Regions from separate parts of the Homo sapiens genome. Here region 1 is linked to region 2. Evidence: read pairs that join two places in POLR2A ChIA-PET (ENCODE). Cell type or tissue: PC-3. All regions are shown on one strand. Each heading gives the region's core, and the rest is flanking DNA. Links, peaks and the distances in the headings are about the cores only.

Region 1 (5,383 bases), core at 220-5,219, 240 kb before region 2:
TTGTTTATGGTCTGCTCTTCTCTAGACTGTAAGCTCCATAAAGGCAGGAATCATGTCTGTTTTTGAAACCATGTCCAACACTTGACATAATTCCTGACATATTTATACACCTAATACATAGTTGTTAAATGTATGAATGGATAAATGAATGATTCATTTGTTAACATAATGCTTAAAGTATACAAAACATCTTCCCACCTACAGTTTTCTTTGATCCTCACAGCCTCTCTATGGTCCAGAATTACCTTCCCTAATATGCAGAGAACAAACAGAGCCTCTGGGAGGCAAAAAGGTCAGCCTAAGATTATTCAACTACTTAGTGACAGCCCAGCTCTTCTAATTCCCAGCCCTGATCTCTTTTCATTACCATCCTGCCTTTCATTTCAGTTTCCCTTCAGGTTTCTTTTTCCAGCCCAAATCATCTTCTGAAGGGATACTCCAAATTCTTCTGGCTGCAGGCATGTGCTTTCAGCCAAAAGACTTAATAATTTATACAACATGCAGTGGAAAGAGAAGAGGAAGGTCAACTGTAAAAATATACATACAGGAGTGATGCATATTTGTCATAGAAATCACTACATAGTCTAAATACAACTCTTTTCATATCTAATTGCTATGGAGACCCAGAGTATATGTATTAGTCTGGATATGTTTTGTTTCTGAGTAACAGAAGTTAATCAAACTAATTTAGGCAACAACAAAAAAGTTGGTTTTGGATGGACATTGGACATGTAATCCGTGGAAGCGTTGACCAATCAAGTCACAGATGGGCAGGGGAGTAGGAGCAGCTGAGCCGCAGGAAGAAATAAACCAGAGACTCAAAGGCCACCTGGAATCTCTTTTTCTCTTTCTTGTCTCTGCCACTTTCCATGGGCCACCTTCAATCACTGTCACTGTAAAAAGGCTCCCTCTGTACGGCAAGTAACGTGGCAATAAAAGCTCCTGTGCTTTCTAGTTAAACACCAAGACATTCCATAATGGTTGGCTCTTGTCCTCAGCCCCAGTGTGAAAAATACCAGGGAATTATTCACAGTAATAGATTGAAATTGTTGGCTTCCATTTTTGTTGCCATGGTCTCACAGAGGTAGAGCATAACATCCCCTACTCCCAAGTGATGTTGGGTACTCAGTCATGTATTTGCAATAGCCAATGAAATGTGGGCGAATGTGACAGTATATGATTGCCAAACCTAAACCTTAAGAATCACCGTGTATTTCTACTTGCCCTCTTACAGTTCTGCCACTGCTTGGAGAGATGCTTTTCCCAGGTAGCTGCTGCTTCTCCAGCCTGGACCCCAGAATAAGTATAAATTGAACAGAGCCACCTCAGCCATCTGCAGACCTGCAGCATGAAGTAAAGCCAGCCCAACTGACCCTCAGACCCATGAGTGAGAATAATTGATTATTATGTTAAGCCACCAAGTTCTGTTATAGTTTTGTTAGACTGCAAGATCTAGCTGATAGGCCAAGTTTTGTTAAATGACCACCACCCCACCAATAATCTATGACCAGGCATGTGGTCGTGAAAAAAAACTACACCTTCTGCACAAATCTGGTGTTAAAAAAAAGAAGAAAATGGTTCTTAGAACAAGGTCATGGCAGAAGTAGGGAGGATAGTGGGCACACAAATCAACAGGGATGCAGAGTCTAGAATTTCTGACCTGCATCTGTTTTTATCCTTGTATTCAATATACATGCCATCTGTGGATCTTTATTTTTTTTCTCACCTGAAATTCTCCTGCTACAATTTGACAAAGCGCTTTTCTGCAGTTGTTGAGATTCAAAGAAGACTTCGAGGAGGAGAAAGACTGCGTGGTTTCAAGCAAAGAGTTAATTATTATGAGTGGGGAAATGGAACTAAGAGGTGAGATGGAGGTTGGAAAGGACCGGAAGCCAAGAGACTGGGGTAGAGTGACACGTCATACATAAACACCTGACCTGAGGCAGCACCCATGCTGTGGTCTAGTCTTTTTCACCTTTGCTGCATCCTGTGGCATACCCTGGAAGAGTTCTTTAAGGAAGAATGTTGGAGAACCCATTGAAAATTGTACCAAGAGAAGGCAAGAGGACTGGGGAGCACAAAATGGCAGCCCTCACTGGTATTTTTCCTTTTTCTTATAAACCACTTGTATGTCTTTCCTTTCTTCTCACATCACCACTGACAGAACTGAATGGAAATTATAAAAAGAATATTTGGAGATTATATATGTTCTACCCCCTCAGTTATAATAGCTTGTTCTTTAAACCAGAACTTTACTGCAACATATTACTAATCATTTGGGGGTTTGAGTCCTCTATTTGAAGTGTGCCACATGTCCTGTCAAAATAACTTCTTATAGCTGTGTAACAATTGTGGGTGGCCTGTGATCACCTTGTCAGAGTGCCTTTACACTCAGAGCCAGTTGCCAGATTCCACATTACTTACTTCCCGGCCCTCCCTCCCCACAACTTATGCTCCTTCTATCATCTCTTTTCTCTCTCTCATTTTTTTTTTTTCTGGCAGTTGCTGGGCCGAACAGCAATTTGCAGTTATTTATGCAGCTTAAACCCTATTGTCAACATCCTTATCCTCAATACACAACCATTCCAGTGGTGTGAGTCGAGCTTTTGGGGAGGGAGCTGGGCTGAGGTTAACAGAAGCAAGGCTTCCTGGGCTCCTCAGCCAAAGCACACATTGTTGCTGAGCTGCTTTTTCTCCTTCTCGCCTCTATTTGGGGTGGATTTTCATTTGGAATTAAAAACAGATCACAGCTTGCTGTTTGTTTGCTATTGTCAGGTCAGACCCAGTACTCAGGGAGAGGGTGGTATTACTGTGTGCATAGAATTTTCTTGGCAATTTAATAAAGATGATGGAATTTGTCTGCGTTTGTACAGCACCTTCCCTCCTGGGCTCTCAAAGGCCTCCCAAAACAGAAGTTAATCCTCGCAGCAGCTGGAGAGGAAGTCAGGTATGGCATGGGACATTGTCCCCCTCATTGCCTCAAGCCCATTTTGGAGGGTATAGTTCAGGTAGAGCAGGTGAAAGCAAACAAGAGGAGGGAGATGAAGGTTGACACTTCCCTAGAGGATCACAGATGGGATGTGCTGCTTATAAAAAAAGTATCCCCTCTGGGTAGATAATTTCAAAAACACACCCCTTCCTCTAGACTGACATAGCCTTGTGCCAGGGGACACAGCTTGGTGAGTGGAATGGAATATGGACAGGATTTAAGTACCCACTCATACCAGGCACTTTTATACATGGCACAGCTGCACAAGTTGGCTCTTACATCCAACGAAGTGAACTAGGCTTTTGTACTTAAGGTCAGAATTTTGTCAAAGCAGCTAGGTATTTCCCCCATTAAACTGCTGACCAATTGAGCAGACCATCGATGTGTTAACATCTAAGTCTAAATAATGCTTTAGACCTCTAATAGTCTTTGCAAACATCCTCTCATTTTTTAAACAAATGTTCATTAAGCCCTTTTATTATGAACAAATCACTAGCCCCCTCTCAGAGGTTAAAGCCCTTTGGGAAGACAACAAAAATTGCAATAAATATCTGTCGATGTGGTAGGCAGCTTTTGACATGGTACCCATTGATCCTCACCCCCTGGTATTGACACTATTGTAAAATCTCCTCCCTTTGGGTGTGGACTGGACCTAGTGACTAACACATTCTAGCATATTCTAATGAAGAATACAGCAAAGGTAGTGGGACATCATTTCTGTGATAAGGTTACAAAAAACTGGGTAATTCCATCTTGCTAGTACTCTCTCTCAGTAGAACTTTTCTCTCTTGTCTTCTCACTTGCTCGCTCTGATATATCAATCTGCCACAGTGTGACAGACTCTATGGAGAGGCTCACATAGCAAAGAACCAAGGGGAGCCTCTGGCCAATGGCTTGTGAGACACTGGGGGCCTCAGTCCAAGCACCCACAGAGAATTAAATTCTGCCAACAACCACATGAGGAGACTAGGATGTGGATCCTTCCCAGTCAAGCCTTGATATGACTGCTGCCTCCTCACAGAGCCAGAAGACCCAGCCAAGCCACACCCAGATTTCCCACGCACAGAAACTTGTGAAATAATAAAATATGTGTTCAGTCACGACATTGTAGGGTAATTTATTATGCAGCACAAGGCTATAATCACAGGGTTGTAATCGAGGAATTAGCCAGGACTGCAGTCATCTCAAGGCTCCACTTCCTTGAGTGGGGAACTTGAGCACTTCTAAGTTCATTCACCAGGTTATTGGTAGAATTCAGCTCTTTAAAGGTTATTGAACTGAAAACTCAGTTTCTTGCTGACTGTTGGCCAGGGGGAACCCTCAGTCCTTTTACCACGTGAGCCTCTCTGTAGGACAATCCACAGCATGGAATTCATCTTCCTTGACAGTGAACAAGTGAGAGTGCGAAAGAGGTTGAGCAACACAGAAACCAGGGTCTTTTTGTAACCTAATCTCAAAAGTATTATCACATCCCATCACTTTTGCCAAGTAACTAGGTCCAGCCCACACAATGGGAGAGGATTATACAAAGGCATGAACACCAAGAGGCAAGGATCATTGGAGGCCATCTTTGAAGCTGCCTACCACACCATCTCTATGACTCCTCACCCATCCTTCTCCAGGGCCTCACCAGGCCTTGAGGATTCTCTTGGTTCCACCTCCTCCCTGTACACTGTGCTTATCTGTACACAGCCTTTGTAACTCATGCTTGAACTCTAGCAAAGCCTCCTAATGAGCCTACCTACCTCTTTCTGTTCTCCTAGCTGATACCCAGAAAACTGGTTGATATTTCTAATCACATTGTATTATGTCATTTTCCTATTCAAAAATGCCCACTGGCTCCCAAGTTCCTCTTCTATTTCTCAATCTAATGGTGTTAGGTCATTTTTGCATTGCTATTAAGAAATACCTAAAGGCCGGGCATGGTGGCTCACACCTGTAATCCCAGCATTTTGGGAGGCCGAGGCGGGCAGATCACCTGAGGTTGGGAGTTCAAGACCAGCCTGGCCAATGTGGTGAAACCCTATCTCTGCTACAAATACAAAAGTAGCTGGGCGTGGTGGCGCATGTCTGTAATTCCATCTACTTTGGAGGCTGAGGCAGCAGAATGGCGTGAACTTGGGAGGCGGAGCTTGCAGTGAGCTGAGATTGCGCTGCTGCACTCCAGCCTGGGCAACAGAGCAAGGATCCATCTCAAAAAAAAAAAAAAAAAGAAAGAAAGAAAGAAAAAGAAAAACCTAAAGACTGGGTAATTTATAAAGAAAAGAAATAATAGAATTGGTTCATGATTCTGCAGGCTATGCAAGCATGACACCAACATCTGCTTCTGGTGAGGACCTCAAGAAGCTTCCACTCATGGCAGAAGGCAAAGAGGGAGCAGGTACATCACATGAC
Region 2 (5,383 bases), core at 318-5,317:
AGAATGAGGACAGAAAGATTGATAATTTGGATTCAAATTTATGTTGAGTTGGAAGTAAAAGCTGGAGGGAGACTGCAAGCTACCACAGGTCATTATATAAAGCTCTAAAAAGGATTTTATTCCAATTTTATTCACTGCTATATAAGGATATTTTTGTTAATTTTTTTTTGCTGTACACATTAGATATTATTGAGAAAATATTTTAAACTGCAATTTGTATTGATGGATTGTATTACGTTCATCTAATACTACCTTTAATTTCTTGTACATAATGAAGGTTTAACAATTATTTTTGGTAAATGGTCATCTGAGTTTTTAGATCATCTTTATTCTATGAGATGTTATCTGCATACTACTTTCAAAGGAGATATTCTGGAAAATCACTGATTTTAATCTAATAGTTACAGCAGATATATATATCTGGTTAGTTTAAACCATGGCTAATTATTCTCTTTGGTAAAATCGAACTAATTATTGTAAAGGAATTTGATTAAGCCATTTCTTATCATTTTTTTCCTCTCATTATGTTGCAAGACCTATCTTGAGCTGGGATTTTCTGTCTTATCTGAAGCTGTTGGTGTGCATCAGGATCGTTTTTTGGGAGTTTTGATATTATTTACTGGCTTTTGGTTATTTGTTGTTGTTGTTGTTGTTTTTCAGTATAGAAATGACCTCTTTGTCAAAGTGTATAATTTGATCCTAACAAAACAATTTTAAAAACCCATGAACTGAACCTTGTAAAGGTTTAATATTATAAAATGCTATATTTAAGTTTTCTCTCCTGAAGGATATTCTCTCATATTTAATTATATTGAATTAAGCATTTCTTATGCTGCTAATTTTTATTTATATATTCTAAAAATTGTTATAAAAAGTCACCAGTATCATTATTACTTTTCTTTTGCATTATCATTAATTACACTATTCTTGCTTTATATATATTACAGATAGCCAAAGGTTTGAGTAAAAGAAAATAAAAATACTTTCTTTTTTTGGACGGGGTTTCACTCTGTTGCCCAGACTGGAGTGCAGTGCAATCACCGCTCACTGCAGCCTCGCATTCCTGGGTTCAAGCAATCCTCCCAATCCTCCCAGCAGCCTCCTGAATAGCTGGAACCCCAGGCGCATGCCACCATGGATGGCTAATTTTTTAATTTTTTTGTGGAGCTGGTGTCACTCTATGTTGCCCAGGCTAGCCTTGAACTCCCTGGGCTCAAGCGATCCTCCCTCCTTGGCTTCCCAACGTGCCTGATATCACAGGCATGAGCCACTGTACGCAGCCCTAAAATACTTGTGGTGAAAATATTTTTGGTAAAAATTAGACTCTTCTCAGGAGCTTCTGATTGACTTTATCAGGAGAAGGGGAGGTGTGGGCAGTAGAGTAGTCATGAAATGAGAGACCTACTTTATTTGCGTTCTAGTCTATCACAATTTAGACAGGCCAACTTGCAAAATAAATGTGTCTAGAACTAGAGAGCAAGCTTAAATGATTTATTGATTTTTTTCAGAGTATAATACAGAAGTCAGTAATTTGGTGAATGGGTCTTCATCTTTGTATGAAAAAGTCTATTCAATATTATGAAAACATTTATTACACATAACATAAATATAATTTCTGTATTGCATTATTGGATATTAACAAAGTCTTTATTTCCCCCTTAAACTTAGAAGTCTCATAATATTTGTCGGTCACAATTGAGCATGTTAATATATATGTGTTAATATTTACTGGTATGCTTCCTAAAAATGAAGCATACTTTCCTGATCTTTAATCATAGAAGTAGATAAAATGAAGCTTAGGTGAACTTTGTTTTCCTGCATGATCAAATTTTCTGGTTACTAAAAAAGACTATCCTTTTCCTCTTTTTAAATATTTGTTCCTACTGCCCAAACTCTTTCAAACACAATTTAACGTTTGTGGGATGATTAAATTTGCACTTTAAGTTCTGAAAATCACAGGTGCTGCTGAGCAGCATTCTAGTTGCTAAAAATGCCAGGTTGAACTAGACATTTTTATTACATGTAATTCAACACATTACTTATGACTGAGTTCAGCTAAGATTTGAGGTCCTGAAAAATTGTAGGGTTTTCTGATGTATATGGTCTCTAGGGTATTATAAATTTGCTTGTGTTTGTTTTAATTGTGTGGTTTAGTAAAAGTAGTTAATACTATGTGACTAATACTTATTGTGGCTTAGGAGCTTGACTCCTTTAAAAAAAAACCATGTTGATGAGTCACTCATTCATGCAAAGACAACCTGAGATTGGTGATTGTATGAGTTGGAGAAGGCTTGTCTGTTAGGAAATGCAGCCTAGCTGCTTTGTGAAGAGGAGGTTTTGCTCCAAAGAGAGTTGTTTTTTGTTGAAGAACATTATCCCAGAAGAGAACTGTACCAATGTAAAGATGGATATTTTGGGGATATGGAAGCCTGAGACTAAGTTGAATTCAAAATATCATGGATCTGGCTGGGTGCGGTGGTTCACACGTGCAATCCCAGCACTTTGGGAGGCTGAGGCAGGTGGATCGCTTGAGGCCCGGAGTTGGAGTCCAGCCTGGCCAACATGGTGAAACCCTGTCTCTACTAAAAATACCAAAAATTACCTGGGTGTGGTGGTATGCACCTGTAGTCCCAGGAACTCAGGAGGCTGAGGCATGAGAATTGCTTGAACCCTGGAAGTGGAGGTTGCAGTGAGCACTGAGGTTGCAGTGAGCACTGGGCAACACAGCCAGACTCTGTCTCAAAACCAAACCAAAAAATCATGGTTCTTAGCAAATTGATGGTGAGTAAAGTTATATGTAGTTACATTGTTTCTAGGCACCAAATCTTAATTACGTACAGCTGAAAATAGACTAAGCTACTGAGGGTCAAAATAGAGTATAATCATAGTCAAAAGAAAATATGCGCAATAATTTTGGAAGTTAGGCTTTCAAAAAGGTCTCATATTTGAGAATTAAAATGATTTACCAATCTCTTTCAATTTATATGTAATATATGTGGTAGAGTCTTGTTACCCTCTGAGCTCTGTTTTCTGATAACATTTTTCTTTTGTTATAAGAGCTAGAAGGACTGGTTTAAACTGAATGTTACTGCTCTATTTTCAATGTGAAGGATGTCTAGTCTTCTGTTAAGAGTGATGAGTTCTTCATAAGGAAATTCTGGGATTGCCTTTAAGAAGTACTTAAAGGCACAGTGGCTCCTGCATGTAATCCCAGAACTTTGGGAGGCCGAGGCAGGTAGATCACTTGAACCAAGGAGTTTGAGACTAGCCTGGGCAACATGGTGAAACCCTGTCTCTACAAAAAACAAAACAAAACAAAGAAATTAGCTAGGTATGGTGGTGCTACTTGGGAGGCTGAGGTTTTCACAGGTTGAACCCCAAAATTAGGGTTCAGTCCAGGAGGCCATTTGGGTTCTTGGCTTCATGAAGGAAGGAATTCAAGAATAAGCTGACAGTAAAGTAGAAGCAAGTATATTAAGAAAAGTAAAGGAATAGCGCCGGGCGTGGTGGCTCACGCCTGTAATCCCAGCACTTTGAGAGGGTGAGGCGGGTGGATTGCTTAAGGTCAGGAGTTTGAGACCAGCCTGGCCAACATGGTAAAACCCCATCTCTACTAAAAATACAAAAATTAGCTAGGCGTGGTGCGTGCCTGTAATCCCAGCTACTCGGGAGGTTGAGGCAGAGAGCCAGAGGTTGTAGTGACCCGAGATTGCGCCACTGCACTCCAGCCTGGGCAACAAAGCAAGACTTGGTCCCTCCACCCCGCCGCCGGCAGAATAAAAGCCAGAATAAAAGAATGACTTTGATTCTGGGGGCTGCTGGTTGGCTATTTTTATGGTTGTTTCTCGATCATATGCTAAACAAGCAGTGGGCTATTCATGAGTTTTCCGGGAAAGGGGTGGGGAATTCCGGAACTGAGAGTTCCTCCCCCTTTTAATCATATAGGGTAGATTCCAGATGTTACCATGTCATTTGTAAACTGTCATGGCACTGGTGAGAGTGTCTTTTACCATGCTAATGTATAAGAACCTTAAGGATGACCAGAGGTTGCTTTCGTTGCCATCTTGGTTTTTGTGCGTTCTTCTGGCTGCTTTACGCATCTCATTTTACCAGTGGGGTCTTTGTGATTTGTACCTTGTAAAACCAGTCCTGCCAAACTCCTGTCTCATCATGAGAGAATCAGTTGAGCCAAGGAGGTTGAGGCTGCAGTGAGCTGTAATCATATCACCACACTCCAGCCTGGGTGACAGAGCAAGACCCTGTCTCAAAAAAAAAAAAAAAAAACCAAAAAACTTAAAGAATCTTTTTGGAACTCTTCCTGTTTACACCTATTTTCTTTGGAGAGAGGATGGAGATAGTCCACAGATCTGAATTTTCTAGGGAAGTTTGCTATTATTTAATGTTAGTATGCTAATTTGGTACTTGAAGACTTACTTAGGCATTTGTCTGTGTTCATTCCACATTTATACTAGTGAGGCTCAGGATGTATTTTGGTTCCGTCTGGCCAACCTGCACACTGGCTTTAAGGATTTAAGTGAGGAATGCCATTAAAAAATCTGATTGTCGGCCGGGCACGGTGGCTCATGCCTGTAATCCCAGCACTTTGGGAGGCCAAGGTGGGTGGATCACGAGGTCAGGAGATCGAGACCATCCTGTGGCTAACAAGGTGAAACCCTGTCCCTACTAAAAATACAAAAAAATTAGCTGGGTGTGGTGGCGGGCGCCTGTAGTCTCGGCTACTTGGGAGGCTGAGACAGGAGAATGGCACGAACCCAGGAGGTGGAGCTTGCAGTGAGCCGAGATTGCGCCACTGCACTCCAGCCTGGGCAACAGAAAGAGACTCCGTCTCAAAAAAAAAAAAAAAAAAAAAAAAAAAAATCTGATTCTCTCGTATTATGGCATAATCAAGAGTAACATTTTGAAAAAAGTCTAGGAGTTGTCATTTAGAATGTTTAATCTTAATGCTCATCACATTGACTGAAGCACAGAGCTTAGCTATCTACATTTTCAGAGAGAGCTTTCTTTTAGTACTGAGCACCAGGGATCGTGTATTTCGGAGTGAAGATAAGTCAGAGGAAATCAATGTCTGAGCTCCATGAATCACACATTTCAATGTTATGAGCGCATGGGTATAGAAGACACGAACTTCAGGTTTCCAAGGTATTCCATTGAGACAGATAAGGGAGTCACTTTAATTCACCACATGGGTTTTGATACACATTACTGATAGGTATACTTAAAGGCATTGTCGTGTTGTATAAAGGTTATGGGTTGTGGAATATCACAAACCTGAGTTAATACCACTTATTGGCCGGGCGCAATGGCTTACGCCTGTAATACCAGTACTTTGGGAGGCCGAGGTGGGCGGATCACGAGGTCAGGG

The links. Peaks named below come from ENCODE experiments on the same cell type or tissue, not always from the same donor. Only the 100,000 strongest peaks of a DNase experiment are listed, where the experiment ranks them.
Region 1: POLR2A ChIA-PET joins it to region 2 with 9 read pairs; 3 of 35 experiments call an interaction of 5 or more read pairs at or near these places.

The regions. Positions count from the first base shown.
Region 1 is chr3:17,843,880-17,849,262 of GRCh38, reverse strand. No RefSeq gene overlaps it. Among named protein-coding and RNA genes, the nearest start is that of TBC1D5, 100 kb to the right of the region's middle. In PC-3, for the core only: no CTCF peak of the experiment used is centred there; no DNase peak of the experiment used is centred there.
Region 2 is chr3:17,602,057-17,607,439 of GRCh38, reverse strand. All of the region lies in intron 2 of TBC1D5 (TBC1 domain family member 5), which reads left to right. Among named protein-coding and RNA genes, the nearest start is that of TBC1D5, 140 kb to the left of the region's middle. In PC-3, for the core only: no CTCF peak of the experiment used is centred there; DNase peaks (open chromatin) are centred at 2,239 and 5,119; H3K27ac peaks cover 1,294 bases.